2 separate regions of the Homo sapiens genome follow, and region 1 is linked to region 2. Evidence: chromatin loops called from intact Hi-C (ENCODE). Cell type or tissue: CD4-positive, alpha-beta T cell. All regions are shown on one strand. Each heading gives the region's core, and the rest is flanking DNA. Links, peaks and the distances in the headings are about the cores only.

The links. Hi-C counts contacts between places; a loop is a spot of excess contacts. Peaks named below come from ENCODE experiments on the same cell type or tissue, not always from the same donor. Only the 100,000 strongest peaks of a DNase experiment are listed, where the experiment ranks them.
Region 1: a loop joins it to region 2, with 4 times the contacts of the local background. A loop is called at or near these places in 7 of 110 quality-filtered maps.

What each region holds. Positions count from the first base shown.
Region 1 is chr19:29,463,341-29,473,165 of GRCh38, reverse strand. All of the region lies in intron 1 of VSTM2B-DT (VSTM2B divergent transcript), which reads left to right. Among named protein-coding and RNA genes, the nearest start is that of VSTM2B-DT, 57 kb to the left of the region's middle. In CD4-positive, alpha-beta T cell, for the core only: no CTCF peak of the experiment used is centred there; a DNase peak (open chromatin) is centred at 5,155; H3K27me3 peaks cover 364 bases.
Region 2 is chr19:29,689,539-29,698,394 of GRCh38, reverse strand. No RefSeq gene overlaps it. Among named protein-coding and RNA genes, the nearest start is that of C19orf12, 21 kb to the left of the region's middle. RefSeq lists enhancers at 3,327-3,386, 7,141-7,200, 7,119-7,413, 7,008-7,559, 7,560-8,112 and a silencer at 7,132-7,329. In CD4-positive, alpha-beta T cell, for the core only: CTCF peaks have their summits at 3,424 and 3,625 (motif pointing left); DNase peaks (open chromatin) are centred at 1,136, 1,754, 2,054 and 3,614.

The sequences.
Region 1 (9,825 bases), core at 2,913-7,912, 230 kb after region 2:
CAAATACTATCTCATCTCACTTATATATGGAATCTCAAAAAGACAAGTTCATGGAAATAAAGGTGGAGTGGGGTTGCAGGGGCCGGGGGAGGGAAAGAAGGAGAGATGTTGGTTAAAGGGTACAAACTTTCAGTTACAAGAGGAATAAGTTCTAGGTGAACAGTGTGGTGAATATATTTAGTAATACTGTATCGTATACTTGAAATTTACTCAGAGAATAGATCTTGAATATTCTCACCACAGCAAAGGTAACTATGTGAGGTGATGGATGTGTTACTAAATTGATTGTGGTAATCATTTCACAAGATATATATATATATAATATATTATATATAATATATATTTTAAATATATTATATATAATATATTATATATAATATATATTTTAAATATATTATATATAATATATTATATATAATATATATTTTAAATATATTATATATAAAATATATATTAAATATATATTTTATATATATTATATATAATATATATTATATATAAAATATATATATAATATATATATTTTATTATATATAATATATATTTTATTATATATATTATATATATTTTATATATTATATATAATCAAGGTATCACATTGTACACCTTAAATATATACAATTTTATTTGTCAGTTACGTGTTACTAAATACAGAGGGAAAACAGAAATTCTCTAGATTACATTTTTACATTCAAAATGTTAAAATTCCTAGAATGCTTTTTTGTAAATAGTGAAATGTAGGACTATATATACTGTATATTTATCAATATATTCTATATAAACATTAAATATTTTTATATCTATACACAAGGATATATATATATTTAACATGGATATACATATACATGTACATCTATGTATGTATAGATAGATGTATCATTGTCCCAGCACCATGTATTGAGTTCACTTTTCTTTACTAATTTTTAATTTCTTTTCTGTTATCTATCAAGTTTTTATATTTACTTGAGTCTGTTTCAGCGCTTTCTCCTTGTTCCGCTAATCTATTTGTCTGTTCCTGTATAATGCCACATTGTTTCAGTGATGCCAACTCTATAGCAAATCTTATTACTGGTTACATCCTCTTTACATTGTTTACACTTTCTTTTAAAAATTGTCTTGTCTGTCCTTCCTGTCACTCAGCACGAATTTAGGATCAGATTGCTAAGCTTCATTACAAAAAAGTGTTAACATTCTAAGGGAGATTGTTCTTATTTTATAGTTCAATATAAGAAAATTAGATGTGCTTATGATAATGTCTTCTCATCCATGAACATAGTACATATTGGTATTCATGTTGGTGTTTTTATAGTATGTAATATTTTCATAAGTACATTAAATAGCTTCATTATATTTCTTGCTAGCTTTTACAGCTGCTATGAATGACTCTTTAAAAAATAACATTTTTAATGGTTCATTGTTGGATTCTAGAAGAGTTACTGATTTTATGTGCTGATCTTGATTTTAGGATTCTTGATGAACTTTATTTTTCTATGTATTTATAATATATATGTATATATAAAATACACACACGCATACACATATATATATATACACACATATACATGTGTGCAAACAAGTCTGTATTTGTTTTCTAGTAGTCTTTATCTGGTTTTGGTAATGAGGTTATAGTAGCCCCATAACATGATTTGGATAGTTTTCCTTTTTCTGTCCTCTGAAATTGTGTTTTAAAAAATATTTTTAGTATGATGTGGTAGTATGTTTAGAATCTAGGAAATATTTGCCTATAAAGTTATTGGGCTTGCTGTCTATCTAAGAAATAGATTTTCGGCTGGCAACATATATAATTTATTTAATCGTTCTTTGTTCATTCAAATTTCTCATTTTTTTTGAGTCACAATATTAGATAATTTATATTTTTTACCAAAAATTGTCTACATCAATTATATTTTCTAACTTTCTGGCATAAAGTGATTCATGTTTTTTCTTATGGTTAAAAAATATCTCTTCTGAATCTGTCATGCTGTCTCTCTTTCATTCTCAGTATTTTTTTCAAATCGTTTTTATTTATTTTTAATTTATATACAGTTGAATTTATCCTTTTTGGTCTATAGTTCTACTAGTTCTGACAAATGTAACCACCAGCACACCAAGTCTGTTTCAGTGTTTTCCCCCAAGTTCCCTCATATTGCCTTATCGTTGTCAACTACCTTTACTACCCCCAACCTCTGGCAAGCATCTTTATAATTTTGCCTTTTCCAAAATGACATACAAATAGGATTATATAGCTAGACTCAAAAGCTACATACCATACTACCTACTGCTATACCAGTGTAACGCATTTGACATTCATCCATGTTGTATTTTTAATATTTTGTTCTTTTTCTATTGTTGGATAGTATCCACTGTATGTGTAGACCACAATTTGTTTATCCATTCACCAGTTGAAGATATTCACCTTGTTTGTAGTTTTTTGATTATTACGAATAGAGTTGCTATATAAACATTTATGTACAGGATTTGACGTGAACATAAGTTTTCATTTGTATTAGTTAAATACCTAAGCTTAGGATTGCTGGATTATATGGTAAATGCATGTTTACCTTTATGAGAAACTGCTACCCTGTTTTCCATAGTGTCTCTACCTTTTGCAGTCCCATCAGCGATTGTTGGAAAGTTTTTGTGGCTCTGCATCCTAGGCAGCAGTTAAAATGATCAGGTTTTACTTATTTTTTTCAGTTGTTTTAATAGGCACAGGTTAGTCTTTTTAGCAGGTCACTGTGGTTTTTAATTTGTGTTTCCTCTAATGATTAATGGTGTAGAAAACCTTTAAGTGTTTATTTGCTCTGTGTGTATCATCTTTGTCAAAGTGCCTTTTGAAATATTTTGCCCACTTTGTATTGGGTTGTTTGTTTTCCTGTTGTTGAGTTTTTAGATTTTAAGATATAGTCTGAATAGAAGTTTTTCTTGTCAGATAAATGATTTGCAAATATTTTCTCCCAGTCTGTGGCTTCTCATTTCATTTTATTAGTAGTGTCTTTCACAGAGCAGTTTTTGATTTGGATCAAATTCATTTTTTTTCTATTGTTGATCATATTTTTGCGATGTATCTAAGAATTTTTTTCTAACCCAAAGTCATAAAGATTTCCTTTTTTTCTAGAAGTGTTGTAATTTAACATTTATTCCTATACTACGTTTTAATATTTTCATAAGGTGTGAGGTGTGGATGGGTCAGTAGAGTTTGTTTTTGTCTGCCTAATTGTTTAATCACCATTTGTTGAAGGCATTATGTTTTTCTCAGTTGACTTGCCTTTGCACTTTTGTCAAAAATCAGTTGGCCACCTTTGTCTGTGTCTATTTCTGGAGTTTCTTTATTTTCCATAGATCTATATGTCTATCTTGCCACGAGTATCACACTCTCTTGGTTACTGTAGCTTTATGATAAGCATTAAAATCAGGTAGTGGGAGTCCTCCAACTTTACTTTTATTTTTCAAAATTTTTTTGGTTACTCTATTTCCTTTGCCTTTCCCAATAAATTTTAGACACACCCTGTCAGTATCTGCAACAATTTCTGCTAAGATTTTGATTGAGATTGCATTGAATTTGTAGACCATTTTAGGGAGAATTGAGAGCAATACTGAATTTCCAACCTCTGGACATACATTTGTCACTCCATTTATTTAGAAAAGAAAAGAATGTTTTCTTTTATGAGTGTTTCATAGTTTTCAGCCTACAGGTCTTGCATATATTTTGTTAGATTTATATCTATGTGTTTCCTGTTTCAGTAAATGGTAAAACATATTTTAAATGTTTTTCATTGCTAGTATATAGAAATACAATTGATTTGTTGTTTATTGATCTTGTATTTAATGTATTTAATTTAACATCATGTTATCTGAAAATAAAGGGATATTTATTTCTTCTTTTGCAATCTGTATGCTTTTTATTTCCCTTTCTTGCCTTGTCAAACTAGCTGGGACTTCCAGTATGATGCTGCATAAGAGAGATGAAGGTAGATATCTTTGCCTTGTTTCTCATTTTAGGGGAGAAGCATTCCATCTTTCACTATTAAATTTGATGTTAGCTGTAGGTTTCTTTTGTGGATGGCCCTAATCAGGTTTAGAAAGTTCTCTTAAATTCCTAGGTTGCTGAGTATTAAAAAAAGTCATGGTGGTAAACTTTTGTTAAGTGCTTTTTCTGCATCTATTAAGATAATCACATGGTTTTTCTTCTTTAGTCTGCTAATACGATACATTGATTGCAAGGTTAAACTAACCTTGCATCCTCAGAGTAAACCTCATGTGATCGTGGTGTATTATCTTTATAATATTATTAGAATTTGTTAATATTTTGGTGATAATTTTGCATCTACACTCATGAGAAATATTGATCTGTAGTTTTTAACTTCTAAAAATCCTTGTAATGTCTTCGTTGGATTTTGAAATCAAGGTAATACATCTCTTACAAAATGAGTTGGGAAGTATTCATTCCTTTTCTATATTCTGAAATAAATTGAATAGAGTTGTTACTGTTTCTTCCTTAAGTATTTGTATAGCAGATATGTGGGTCTTTAGAAAATCCAAATAGATAATCTCTGTCTTTTACTTGATGTTTAAGTCATTTACGTTTAACACAATAATTGATATGTTTGGATTTAGGTCTACGTTTTATTGTTGTTTGTTGTCCTCTCTACTTTTGTTTTTCTTTTCTTTTCTGCCTTCTTTTTTTTTCTTAAATTTCTTTTAAATTAATCTACTGGCACTTTTCTTAGTGGTTGCTCTGGAATTGTTAACTTTTCAAAACCCCCAGGTAGTTGCTTTTTGTATTTTGTCTAGAATTTTTAGTTGTAATGGGTGGGAGAGATATGTCGTACTAGGCGTAGTCAATGTTGGCTGCTTACATATTGCCTTTTGAAAAATGCAGTTTTGCTGTTCTTCATCTGTTTTTCTAGAGATCTATCTACTTCGTTCTTTTAAAATGAGTGATTTCTGGTTGTATTGAACATTTCCTTTGGTGGTGGTACTTGTTTTCCTCCTCTGTAAAATTCTGTAGTAGCCTCCCTGGATGCCCTTACTAAATGCCTGTGCATTCTATTTACCAGCTCAGTAAGCTCATCTCCCAAAGCTTCCGTGTATTTTGCTCTTAAAAATTTGCACTTGCAATCTTCAAAGGACTGCTGTTGGGCACTGGAGCCACCTGCTGGTATGGAGAGCTAAAGGTGCCTGAGGCTTACATGCTTCCCACCTCAGACATCCTGTAGCCAGTAACTGGCTAGATACAGTATATCTCAACTCTTTTGCCGTAAGACAGAACAAATCTTCTCTGTATTTACTGTGTTTTCCCACTTCCTTACTTGTTTCTTCTGGGAGTACTTCCTTAATAAACTACTTACATTCTAGTCCTTAACTACGATCATTTTCTTCCTTTTCCTTTTTTGAGTTTAATCTTCTTCTTGAGTTGTATAACATTTATTTTCACTCTTTTTATGTAAATGAATTTATCAAGAACAGTATTGAATTTATTCCACAACTTATGTTTTGTAGAACCCTGTTTTCCTTTAGCCCCTGATATTTTAATGTTTCGGTAATTTGCACTTTTAACACACAAGTAATTTAGGAGTGTAATTTTAAAATATTCTATATTTTTGTCTTTTAATTGTCAATTTCTGAGTTAATTGCATTGGGGTCTGAGAATAATATTTGTTGATATTTGATTTTCTGAAATTTGTTGAGACTTTTGTTGCAAGATTTGTTATTTGTAAGTATTCCTTATCTTCTTGAAAATAATGCACACTTTGTATTTGTTGACGGATTCTTTGTATATCTATTAGACCAAGCTTGCTACGATGTTGTACAAGTTTTCTATGTTATAAGTAATTTTTGTCTGCTGGAGCAATTTCCAATACAGTGAGCCAGAATCTCCCACTCTGATTATAGATTTATCAGTTTCTTCTTAAAATTCTGTCAGTTTTGCTTTACACATTTTTGAGGCTATGTTGCTGTGAGGTACATAAAATTCATGACTGTTATATCTCCTTGGTGAGTCCTTTCCTTTTATAATTACATGGAGTTCTTTATCTCCATAAATGCTTTTTGCCTTAAGTTAGATTTTATCTGCTACTAATATTGCTATTCTGCTTTGTTGTTGTTGTGCCAGCGATATTCTTTCCATTCCTCTATTTTTGACCTTCCTGGGTCATTTATTTTCGTGTGTCTCTTATAAGCAAAATATCACTAGATTAAGAAAAATCCAATTTGTTAGACTCTGTCCTTTAATTTATAACTTAAACCTGTTTATATTTATTACAAGTGCTGACATGATCTATTTGAACTTATTTTTACTGCTTATTTTATGTTTTCTTTTTTTGTTTGTTTTCAACAGGGTCTGATATATGTTTTCTTTACCATTTTATTTTCTTCTCTTCAACTCTTTTCCTCATTTACATTTAATTACTAAAGCTTTCATCACTTTCCTCTCCTGATTTAGAAATTACAGATTTTACTTCTATTTTTTCATGATTATCCATCCTTATTTTTCCTAACTATATTTTTTGAAGTTTAAGTTGCATTATGAAAAACCAAACCAAACAAAAAAAACCCATCAGTATTCTTACTACCAGAAATTAATCACTATAATTAATATCTTGGCATAATTGCCTTAAGGAAATCATTCTATTGCTTTTATAAAAATGAATCATGCATATCATAAAGACGTTAAATGAGGCAAAAATGTACAGTGAAGAAAATCTTTTAAAAAACCCTAAATCTCACTAACTTAGGCAAACATAATTCCAGACACCTATGTATGCTGATAGAAAGTAACATGGATACCTGGACAAATACTTATCTTTATAAAAAATGACCATCTCTAGATGTTATTTCAAAATATAAAGTATTTAATTTTACTTAATAGAAGAAAATGTAAGTGAAGTGAAACTGAGGGAACTGTGAACTTCAAATACATATTTTTTTATGTAAAATTTATTTCCCAGAAAATCCCTTAAAAACAAAAAAGAGAGATTGTGAAACACATCAGGAGTTTATAGTCATTTTTTTAAAAAAAAATTCATTTCAAGTTTCGAGTTTTCTCAAAAGTTTCAAATTTAGTCTATTGGCTCCTTTCTTTGAAAGATGAGATGTTGATTTACTCACCTCCCCGTCATTTTACCATCCTATCTCCCAAGAGTTGTTAGCTTTTTTACTTTTACCTTGTCCAGCTTAATTAATTTCACACTTTGTTCTGTCATCATAATTCCCTGAGTTACTTAATGTTTATCTATATTTAAGTGAACTCTCTGCTCATTCCTCCTTCTTCTACCCCAATGTCTCAATTCCTATGTTTATTTTTACGTATTTCTAATCTGTTAATTGCTTGGATTTAATTGTGAATAGTTCATTTTATTTTCTTGAAAAAGGCTTCTGTGTTCTACATTTCCTGAAGTATTTAACATTTCAGAATGGATGCTTCTTGCCTTTATACATGAATAACTTTGGCTGGGTGTAATATTCTTTGCTGCCTTTTCTTTCCCTCCAAACACAGACATTAATACCTTTTTGTCGGGCTCTGAGTGTTGCTGTAGAGAAGTCAGTGTCTTGCCTGATTTTCCCATTGTGTGTGATTTTTCTCTTTCTGCTTAGATATGTAAAAATTTCTCTCTTAACTTTGAAGTTTAATAACTTAATTGGATGGGCTGTGTCTTTGTGTTGGAATTTCTGTATCAAATGTTGCTAAAACACATTGTGCTATTTTGTTTATTTTGTTTTGTTTTTAGCATGTTCATTTATTTTTTTCAATACAGGGAAAATTTCTTGTATTATATCTTTGAATACATATTTTGTTCTACTTGTTGGATTTTTTTCTTTAGGAACACCAGTTATTCTTAAGATAAACTGTCTGTCTTTTTTTTTTACAGTCAGTGGTTCTCAAATGATTTTAATTTCTTTTTTTTTTTTTTCAAAGTCATAACTCACAAGAGTTACCTTTTATGTATTCCATAAAAATACACTTTTTTTTTTTTTTGCTATCCCTCCCCCCTCCCCCGACCCCACCACAGTCCCCAGAGTGTGATATTCCCCTTCCTGTGTCCATGTGATCTCATTGTTCAATTCCCACCTATGAGTGAGAATATGCGGTGTTTGGTTTTTTGTTCTTGCGATAGTTTACTGAGAATGATGGTTTCCAATTTCATCCATGTCCCTACAAAGGACATGAACTCATCATTTTTTATGGCTGCATAGTATTCCATGGTGTATATGTGCCACATTTTCTTAATCCAGTCTATCATTGTTGGACATTTGGGTTGGTTCCAAGTCTGCTATTGTGAATAATGCCGCAATAAACATACGTGTGCATGTGTCTTTATAGCAGCATGATTTATAGTCATTTGGGTATATACCCAGTAATGGAATGGCTGGGTCAAATGGTATTTCTAGTTCTAGATCCCTGAGGAATCGCCACACTGACTTCCACAATGGTTGAACTAGTTTACAGTCCCACCAACAGTGTAAAAGTGTTCCTATTTCTCCACATCCTCTCCAGCACCTGTTGTTTCCTGACTTTTTAATGATTGCCATTCTAACTGGTGTGAGATGATATCTCATAGTGGTTTTGATTTGCATTTCTCTGATGGCCAGTGATGATGAGCATTTTTTCATGTGTTTTTTGGCTGCATAAATGTCTTCTTTTGAGAAGTGTCTGTTCATGTCCTTCACCCACTTTTTGATGGGGTTGTTTGTTTTTTTCTTGTAAATTTGTTTGAGTTCATTGTAGATTCTGGATATTAGCCCTTTGTCAGATGAGTAGGTTGCGAAAATTTTCTCCCATGTTGTAGGTTGCCTGTTCACTCTGATGGTAGTTTCTTTTGCTGTGCAGAAGCTCTTTAGTTTAATTAGATCCCATTTGTCAATTTTGGCTTTTGTTGCCATTGCTTTTGGTGTTTTGGACATGAAGTCCTTGCCCACGCCTATGTCCTGAATGGTAATGCCTAGGTTTTCTTCTAGGGTTTTTATGGTTTTAGGTCTAACGTTTAAATCTTTAATCCATCTTGAATTGATTTTTGTATAAGGTGTAAGGAAGGGATCCAGTTTCAGCTTTCTACATATGGCTAGCCAGTTTTCCCAGCACCATTTATTAAATAGGGAATCCTTTCCCCATTGCTTGTTTTTCTCAGGTTTGTCAAAGATCAGATAGTTGTAGATATGCGGCATTATTTCTGAGGGCTCTGTTCTGTTCCATTGATCTATATCTCTGTTTTGGTACCAGTACCATGCTGTTTTGGTTACTGTAGCCTTGTAGTATAGTTTGAAGTCAGGTAGTGTGATGCCTCCAGCTTTGTTCTTTTGGCTTAGGATTGACTTGGCGATGCGGGCTCTTTTTTGGTTCCATATGAACTTTAAAGTAGTTTTTTCCAATTCTGTGAAGAAAGTCATTGGTAGCTTGATGGGGATGGCATTGAATCTGTAAATTACCTTGGGCAGTATGGCCATTTTCACGATATTGATTCTTCCTACCCATGAGCATGGAATGTTCTTCCATTTGTTTGTGTCCTCTTTTATTTCCTTGAGCAGTGGTTTGTAGTTCTCCTTGAAGAGGTCCTTCACATCCCTTGTAAGTTGGATTCCTAGGTATTTTATTCTCTTTGAAGCAATTGTGAATGGGAGTTCACTTATGATTTGGCTCTCTGTTTGTCTGTTGTTGGTGTATAAGAATGCTTGTGATTTTTGTACATTGATTTTGTATCCTGAGACTTTGCTGAAGTTGCTTATCAGCTTAAGGAGATTTTGGGCTGAGACAATGGGGTTTTCTAGATAAACAATCATGTCGTCTGCAAACAGGGACAATTTGACTTCCTCTTTTCCTAATTGAAT
Region 2 (8,856 bases), core at 908-5,907:
CTGGTTTGATTCATTTTCTTTGATTATGAATGGGGTTGATTGATCTGTAGCTTGGCTGTCTCTCTGTGAAAGACAGCTGGAGGTAATCCCCTATGGAACTGCCTGCCCAGGGGTGCTGGGACCCCACCCCAGTTCCCTATGGCTGACGCAGTTGGGAGGGTGAGCAGGGAGTCAGCCACATGTGGCTGGCGGGGCAGCTGGGTGGCTGTGTGTCCGGGTGGCTGGGTGGCATGGTGTCCAGGTGGCTGAGTGGCAGGGTGTCTGGGTGTCCAGGTGGTGGCATGTCCAGGTGGCAGGGTGGCAGGGTGTCTGGGTGGTGGGACAGCAGGGTGTCTGCGTGTCCAGGTGACAGAGTGTCTGGGTGGTGGGATGGCAGGGTGTTTGGGTGTCTGTGTGTCTGGGTGATAGGGTATCCTGGTGGTGGGGTCTGTGGGTGGAGGGGTCTCCAGGTGTCCACGTGGCAGGGTGTCTGGGTGGAGGGTTTTCCAGGTGGTGGGGTAACTGGGTGTCTTGGTGTCTGGGGAACAGGGTATCTGGGTATCCAAGTGGCAGGGTGTCTAGGTGGTGGGGTGGCTGAGTGCCCAGGTGTCCAAGTGGCTGAGTGGCAGGGTGTCCAGGTGTCTGGGTGGTGGGGTGTCCGGCTATCTTGGTGTCAAGTGTCTGTGTGTCTTGGTGTCAGGTGTCTGGGTGTCCGGGTGTCCAGGTTTCTGGGTGTCAGGTTTCTCGGTGTCTGGGTGGTGAGGTGTCTGAGTGTCCGGGTGTCTGGGTGTCCGGGTGTCCAGGTGTCCAGGTGGTGGGGTGTCTGGGTGTCTGAGTGGCAGGGTGTCTGGGTGGCAGAGGGTCTGGGTGTTTGGGTGTCCAGGTGTCCAGGTGGTGGGTTGTCCAGGTGTCCAGGTAGTGGAGTGTCTGGGTGTCTGGGGGTTGGGGTGTCTGGGTATTGGAGTGGCAGGGTATCTGGATGGTGGGGTGGCTGAGTATCCAGGTGTCCAAGTGACTGAGTGGCAGGGTGTTCAGGTGGCAGGATGTCTGGGTGTCCGGGTGGTGGGGTGTCAGGTTTCTGGGTATCAGGTGTCTGGATGTCTGGGTGTCTGAGTGTCTGGGTGTCTGAGTGTCCGGGTGTCTGGGTGTCGGGTGTCTGGGTATCCGGGTGTCTGGCTGTCAGGTTTCTGGGTGTCTGGGTGTCGGGTGTCTGGGTATCTGGGTGTCTGGGTGTCAGGTTTCTGGGTGTCTGGGTATCCGGGTGTCTGGGTGTCAGGTTTCTGGGTGTCTGGGTATCTGAGTGTCTGGGTGTCTGAGTGTTGGGTGTCCAGGTGTCTGGGTGTCTGGTGTCAGGTGCCTGGGTGTCCGAGTGTCACTTGGATACCTGGATACTCAGCCACCCCACCATCCAGACACCCTGCCACTCGAATATCCAGACACCCCAACCCCCAGACACCCAGACACTCCACTACCTGGACACCTGGACAACCCACCACCTGGACACCTGGATACCCAAACACCCAGACCCTCTGCCACCCAGACACCCTGCCACTCAGACACCCAGACACCCCACCACCTGGACACCTGGACACCCAGACACCCAGACACTGAGACACCTCACCACCCAGACACCCAGACAGCTGACACCCAGACACCTGGACACCCAGACACCCAGACACCTGACACCGAGACACCCAGACACTTGATACCAAGACACCCGGACATCCCACCAGGTGTCTGGGTGTCAGGTGTCTGGGGGTCCAGGTGTCAGGTGTCTGGGTGTCAGGTGTCTGGGTGTCAGCTGTCTGGGTGTCTGGGTGTCTGGATGTCAGGTGGCTGGGTGTCTGGGTATCTAGTGTTTGGGTGTCTGGGTGTCCAGGTTTCTTGGTGTCAGGTGTCTGGGTGTCCAAGTGTCCAGGTGTCAGGTGTCTGGGTGTCAGGTGTCTGGGTGTCAGGTGTCAGGTGTCTGCATGTCTGGGTATCTGGGTGTCCAGGTGTCTGGATGTCAGGTTGTCTGGGTGTCCAGGTATCAGGTGTCTGGGTGTCTGGGTGTCTGGTGTTTGAGTGTCTGGGTGTCTGGTGTTTGAGTGTCTGGGTGTCTGAGTGTCTGGGTGTCCAGGTGCCTGAGTGTCAGGTGTCTGGGTGTCAGGCATCTGGGTGTCAGGTGTCTGGGTGTCAGATGTCTGGGTGTCTGGGTATCTGGGTGTCTGGGTGTCTGTGTGTCTGGAGGTCAGGTGTCTGGGTGTCCGAGTGTCTGGGTATCTGGGTGTCGAGTATCTTGGTGTCATGTGTCAGGTGTCTGGGTGTCCAGGTATTCGGGTGTCTGGGTGTCAGGTATCAGGTGTCTGGGTGTCAGGTGTCGGGTGTCTGGGTGTCTGGGTGTCCAGATGTCAGGGTGTCAGTTGTCTGGGTGTCTGGGTGTCAGGTGTCAGGTGTCTGGGTGTCTGGGCATCTGGGTGTCTGGGTGTCTGGGTGTCTGGATGTCAGGTGTCTGGGTGTCCAGGTGTCAGACGTCTGGGTATCTGGGTGTCCGGTGTTTGGGTTTCCAGGTATCTGGGTGTATGGGTGTCTGAGTGTCAGGTGTCTGAGTGTCCAGGTGTCCAGGTGTCTGGGTGTCAGGTGTCTGAGTGTCTGGGTATCTGACTGTCTGGGTGCCAGGTGTCTGGGTGTCTGGGTGCCAGGTGTCTGGGTGTCCAAGTATCTGGGTGTCAGGTGTCTGGGTGTCTGTGTGTCTGGGTGTCAGGTGTCCGGGTGTCAGATGTCTGGGTGTCAGGTTTCTAGGTGTTGGGTGTCCAGGTGTTTAGCTGTCAAGTTTTTGGGTGTATGGGTATGTGGGTGTCTGGGTGTCCCCAGGTGCCTGGGTGTCAGGTGTCTGGGTGTCCAGGTGTCTGGGTGTCTGGGTGTCAGGTGTCTAGTGTCAGGTTTCTGGGTGTTGAGTGTCCAGGTGTCTGGGTGTCAGGTGTCTGGGTGTCTGAGTGTCAGGTGTCTAGGTGTCTGGGTGTCAGGCGTCTCAGTGTCTGGGTGTCAGGTGTCTCGGTGTCCGGGTGTCCAGGTGTCCGGGTGTCAGGTGTCTGGGTGTCAGGTGTCCGGGTGTCTGGATGTCTGGGTGTCAGGTGTCTGGGTGTCAGGTGTCTCAGTATCTGGGTGTCAGGTGTCTGGGTGTCCGGGTATCTGGGTATCAGGTGTCTGGGTGATCGGGTGTCCAGGTGTCCGGGTGTCAGGTAGTCTGGGTGTCCGGGTGTCAGGTGTCCAGGTGTCTGGGTGTCAGGTGTCTGTGTGTTAGGTGTCTGGGTGTTCGGTGTCTGGGTGGCGGAGTGGCAGGATTTCTGGGCAGCAGGGCTGGCCCTTCCAGTGGGGCCTGGCCCAGGGAGAGCTGCGGGCTGCCGGTGGGCGAGGCAGCACTAAGGAAGACGCCTGGGTACAGGGACCCAGTCATCATTGGAATAAACCATCTGCTCTGGGCCAGCTATTAACCTGCTTCAGTGTTGCCGTTCCCAGGCAGATGGTACGTTTTAGCTGGATGACTGCTTTGTGTCTCTGGGCTGAGATGTCTGGCTGGAGGGATGCAGGCCTGGCTGTTGTGTGCAGAGCCAGGAGGCCACAGGGCTGGGGACACAGCCTGGCACCTGTGGTGGGAGGCGCCCTCTGGTGGGCCAGCCAGGCAAGGCCTTCCTCCTCCTCTCCCCAGGTCCCGGCCAGGCCAGGCCAGGCCCAGACAGTGGCTCTCAGAGGATGCTGTTTTGTAACTTCCCCAGGGGGAGGGTGCGGAGGCTGCCCTGAGGTTTTCATAAGCTGTGGACAGGACACCAGCCGCATCTCCTGCAACCTTTTTTGCATGTAAAACAGAATGTCTCTCAATCCCAACAACGAACATATGGGAATTAAGAAATGCAGGACTCATCTAAGCCATGCAGAAGAGGGCATTGCCTGATGTGCCTTCAGTTGGCTGGAGGAGAGAAATGGCTTTATTGGCTGGAGGAGAGAAATGGCTTTATTAGCTGGAGGAGGCCTCTAGGACCATGATGACAGCCACAGGTCAGCAGGCCAAGCTCGGGCCTGGCCAGCCGTGTCGCAGCCTTGGCGTCAGCTGTGGGTGCCCCCAAGTCCTGGCATAGGAGGGAGCTGAGAGGTGTTTTTCTAAGCCATGGATGTGGTGGCTGTTTATTTTATTTTTCTGGGTTTTAAGAGAAGGACTTTACTCATTCTTGTTAGCAAGTAAGCAAATGCAAATATAATATCCAGGAGATATCTGTTATATACCATGTTAATTAGTAAAAATAAATACAAATGATCAAACCCACAGCTGGCAGGGCTGAGGGAAAACGGTATACACATACGTCCACACACGCACGTGCATACACACACACACACGTACATGCAGAAGGCGATACATAGCAATGCAGTCTTTTGGGAGAGTGATTTGATGAAAAGGAAAATCACAGGAACTATAAAATCATATATACCTCCCAGCCAACCAATTTCACTTCAGGGAAAACATTCCAATAAAATAATTCAAGTGGAAAACAATAAAGATATTCATAGCACTGCTGTTTATAATAGCAGGAAAAAAAAAAGGGAAAGAATTCCAATTCTGACCAAAAAGGAAATAGTTAGACTATGTATGTGAACAAGAGGCTGGAATCCTAATAGTCAAGTGTAACAAACAGAGAACAGGGCTGGGCACGTGACATTCTGTGGATGTATCCCCCCACCATGCCACACACACACGTTTATTTACCTTACCACAAATTCATGCTTCAGTGCTTGGAGGAAATAAGAAAGAGGGCTTGCAGGCTGGGCGCAGTGGCTCACATCTGTAATGCCAGCACTTTGGTAGGCTGAAGCGGGCAGATCACCTGAGGTCAGGAGTTCGAGACCAGCCTGGCCAACATGGCGAAACCCCATCTCTACTAAAAATACAAAAATTAGCTGGGCGTGGTGGTGGGCACCTGTAATCCCAGCTACTTGGGAGGCTGAGGCAGGAGAATTGCTTGAACCCAGGAGGCAGAGGTTGCAGTGAACCGAGGTCACACCACTTCACTCCACCCTGGGCGACAGAGCAAGACTCCATCTCAAAAAAAAAGAAAAAAGAGGGATTGCAGATGGTGCTGTGATCCTAGTGGTTCTCCCACCCGATGAAGGCATGGCTCAGAGGGAACAGACAGGCAGGCATGGGCGTCTCATGCCTGAGTTCTAGTGTTTAAAATGTGAGTTATTTATGTATCCCTAAACCAAACAAGAGCCAGCCTGATCAGATTTTTGGACAGCCAGCCAGGTCCTCATCTCCCTGGGGCTGCCTCTGGGGACCGTTAAAGGCCATCACTCAGGAAGAGTGCTCACAGCCCACCTTGGATCTTGCCGTCCTTAGAGAAGTGGTCCCACCACAACATTCAGTTCCAAAGCACCATCCCAGATCCTGAGACCCATGAGAGCTTGATCTGATGTGCTTGTTCCCACTGACCAAGGCAGGAGGGCCGGCTGTGCTGGGGGCTGTTTTGGGTTCTTCTATGTCAGCGCTATCCAACATGAATAGAATACAAGCCAAACGTGAGTTTTACCATGGGCAGGTGTATACAAACCTACCCCAACATCTGAGGAAGCTGAGAGGCCAAAGAAAGAGGCTGGCATATCTAGTTCCTTAGAAAGAATCATTCAGTAGGGACTTACGGACAGAAGCCATGTCTGTGTCTTGGCAGTGGCAAGACAAGATGGTGGACCCCGCGCCATCACCCCCAAGACCCAGGACTTGTATACCAGAGGGGAGGGTGGTTCAGAAGGGATGTGTAGACAGTTGAAGTAGGATAACATCAAGGTTGTTTGACCTAAGGATTTATGGTAAGTACCTGCAATCATACAAGAAATGATAGAGAAATTGGGATCTTAGAGGCCTTCCTGGAATGGGGGTTCATCAGAAGCCAACTTGGCAGATTAGTATCCAAGATGGAGCTTCTTTGGCCTCCAAAGTGAGTCACGTGTAACTTGAGATTTTCTCATAACCCACACTTTTAAAAAGTAGGAACAAACAGAAGAAATTAATTTAATAATATGTTTTTTAACCTGATATCCAACCTATTATCATTTCAACATGTAATCAATATAAAAGATTATTGAGATGATTTCCATTTTTTTCATATTAAGCCTTCGAAACGTGTTGTCTATTTTACACTTGCTAGCACATCTCAATTCTGACTAGTCACATGTGGCCAGTGGCTAGCATATTGGGAATCACAACTCTATAAAATACACAATAGAAAGTATAAAAATGAAAGATTTCTTTTTTCTTTTCCACTCAGGTTGCCGGTGATACAGACACTCCTTTCAGAGCCAGGAACCACTCTTTTTTTCTGTCTCTCCTCTGTTCTGAAATTTAGCATCTGGGCTTGTTTGATATCCTTGTTAGAGGTCAAGAGCAGGTTGGGAGGTGCTGTAGACTGAATTGTGTCCCCCTTAAAATTCCTGTGTTGAAGCCCTAACCCCCAGAGTGATGGTGTTTGGAGATGGGACCTTAGGAAGGTGATATGGTTTGGCTCTGTGTCCCCATCCAAATTTCATCTTGTAGCTCCTATAATTCCCACGTGTTGTGGGAGGGACCTGGTGGGAAATAATTGAATCATGGGCGGGGGGATCATCCCTGTGCTGTTTTTGTGATAGTGAATAAGTCTCACGAGATCAGATTTTTTTTTTTTTTTTGACGGAGTTTCACTCTTGTTGCCCAGGCTGGAGTGCAATGGTCTGATCTTGACTCACTGCTACCTCTGCCTCCTGGGTTCAAGTGATTCTCCTGCCTCAGCCTCCCGAGTAGCTGTGATTACAGGTGCCTACCACCACGCCCAGCTAATTTTTCTTTTTTGTATTTTTAGGAGAGATGGGATTTCACCATGTTGGCCAGGCTGGTCTCAAACTCCTGGCCTCAGGTAATCCGCCCGTCTCGGCCTCTAAAAGTGGTTGGATTACAGGCATGAGCCACCGTGCCCAGCCAATCTGATGGTTTTAAAAATGGGAATTTCCCTGCACAGGGTCTCTTTATTTGCCTGCTGCCATCCACATAAAATGTGACTTGCTCCTCTTTGTCTTGCCCCATGATTGTGAGGCCTCCCTAGCCATGTGGAACTGCAAGTGCATTAAACCTCTTTCTTTTGTAAATTACCCAGTCTCAGGTATGTCTTTATTAGCAGTGTGAAAGCGGACTTGATGCAGGAGGTAAGGGGGTTTAGATATGGCCATGAGGGTGGGGCCTTCATCCTGGGATTAGTGTCCTCATAAGAAGAGACACCAGAGGGCTCTGTTGCTCTTTCTCCTCCATGTGATGACTCAGCAAGAAGGTGGCCGTCTGTAAGCCAGGAAGAGAGCCCTCCCCAGAACCCAACCATGCTGGCTCCCAGATCTTGGACTTCTAGCCTCCTGAACTGTGAGAAAATAAATTTAAGCTGCCCAATCAATGACATTTTGTCATGGCAGCCCAAGCTGACAGGTTGGGAGTTGGGAGAGTTGAGGGCTTACTGGTGGCTTCCCTAATCTGTGCTCTCTAACCAGACCTAAGGCAGGGGCATTTCCCCCTCCCTTGAGATGTCAAATAGACCTGGTGTGTGGGTGAGACCACCTACCTGAGTGACTCCAAGCATCGCCAGTGAGAGGGTCACTTACTGCAGCCACTGGGCACCAGCCTTGTCCTGCCCCAGGAACAGGCAGCCCTGCTGTGGAGGCCTTGGATGATGGCATCCCCAAGTTCCTATCCCCTCTCCCTCCAACTGCCTCATCAGATATGGCTGAAGAAAAACACCTGACCACATTGACTGCTCTCACTTTTTTTTTTTTTTGAGATGGAGTCTCGTCTGTCACCCAGGCTGGATTTCAGTGGAGTGATCTCAGCTCACTGCAACCTCCACCTCCCAGGTTCAAGCGATTCTCCTGCCTTAGCCTCCCAAGTATCTGGGATTACAGGCATCTGCCACCACGCCCAGCTAATTTTTTAATTTTTATTTTTGTATTTTTAGTAGAGATGGGGTTTCACCATGTTGGCCAGGCTGGTCTTGAACTCCTGACCTCATGTGATCCCCCCGCCTCGGGCCTCCCAAAGTCCTGAGATTACAGGCATGAGCCACTGTGCCTGGCCTTTTTTTTTTTTTTTAAACAGAGTCTCGCTCTGTTGCCCAGGCTGGAGTGCAGTGGCAAGATCTCGGCTCATTGCAACCTCTGCCTCCTGAGTTCAAGCGGTTCTCCTGCCTCAGCTTCCCTACTAGCTGGGATTACAGGTGCCCGCCACCACGCCCAACTAATTTTTGTATTTTTGGTAGAGACAGGGTTTCACCACGTTTGCCAGGCTGGTCTTGAACTCCTCATCTCAGATGATCTACCCACCTCGGCCTCCCAAAGTGCTGAGATTACATGTGTGAGCCACCATGCCTGGGCTTCTCTCACCTTCAATTCTTCATCACTAAGCTCAGAGGGGGCTGCCATGTTGCTGGCAATTATCCCAGGAAAATACGGGATAATTGCCAGCAACATGGCAGCCCCCTCTGAGTTCATTTCCTCTCCCTCTAACCTCTTCTCTCTTGGGCTCCCAACCCTTCCTCTCCTGTTCTTTCTCTCCAGTGGTGACCTTGCTTCCCATTTCCCTAGGAAAAATGAAGCCTCCAGAAGAGAATGCCCACCATCTCCACCTGCACTCAGGCAACCATCTTTCTTCCTGTTACTGTGAACTGACCTTGCTTTAAGGCCACCTCCTCCACTGGACACCAGGTCCACCCCCTCTCCCATCAGGGGATGCCACTCTAGTCATTCTCCTCTTCCTCTCTGTGTCACTGATTCCCCCTCTCCACAGCCTCCACAGGTTCATTAGCATGAACACGCACATTTGTTCTCCAATATTAAAAACAA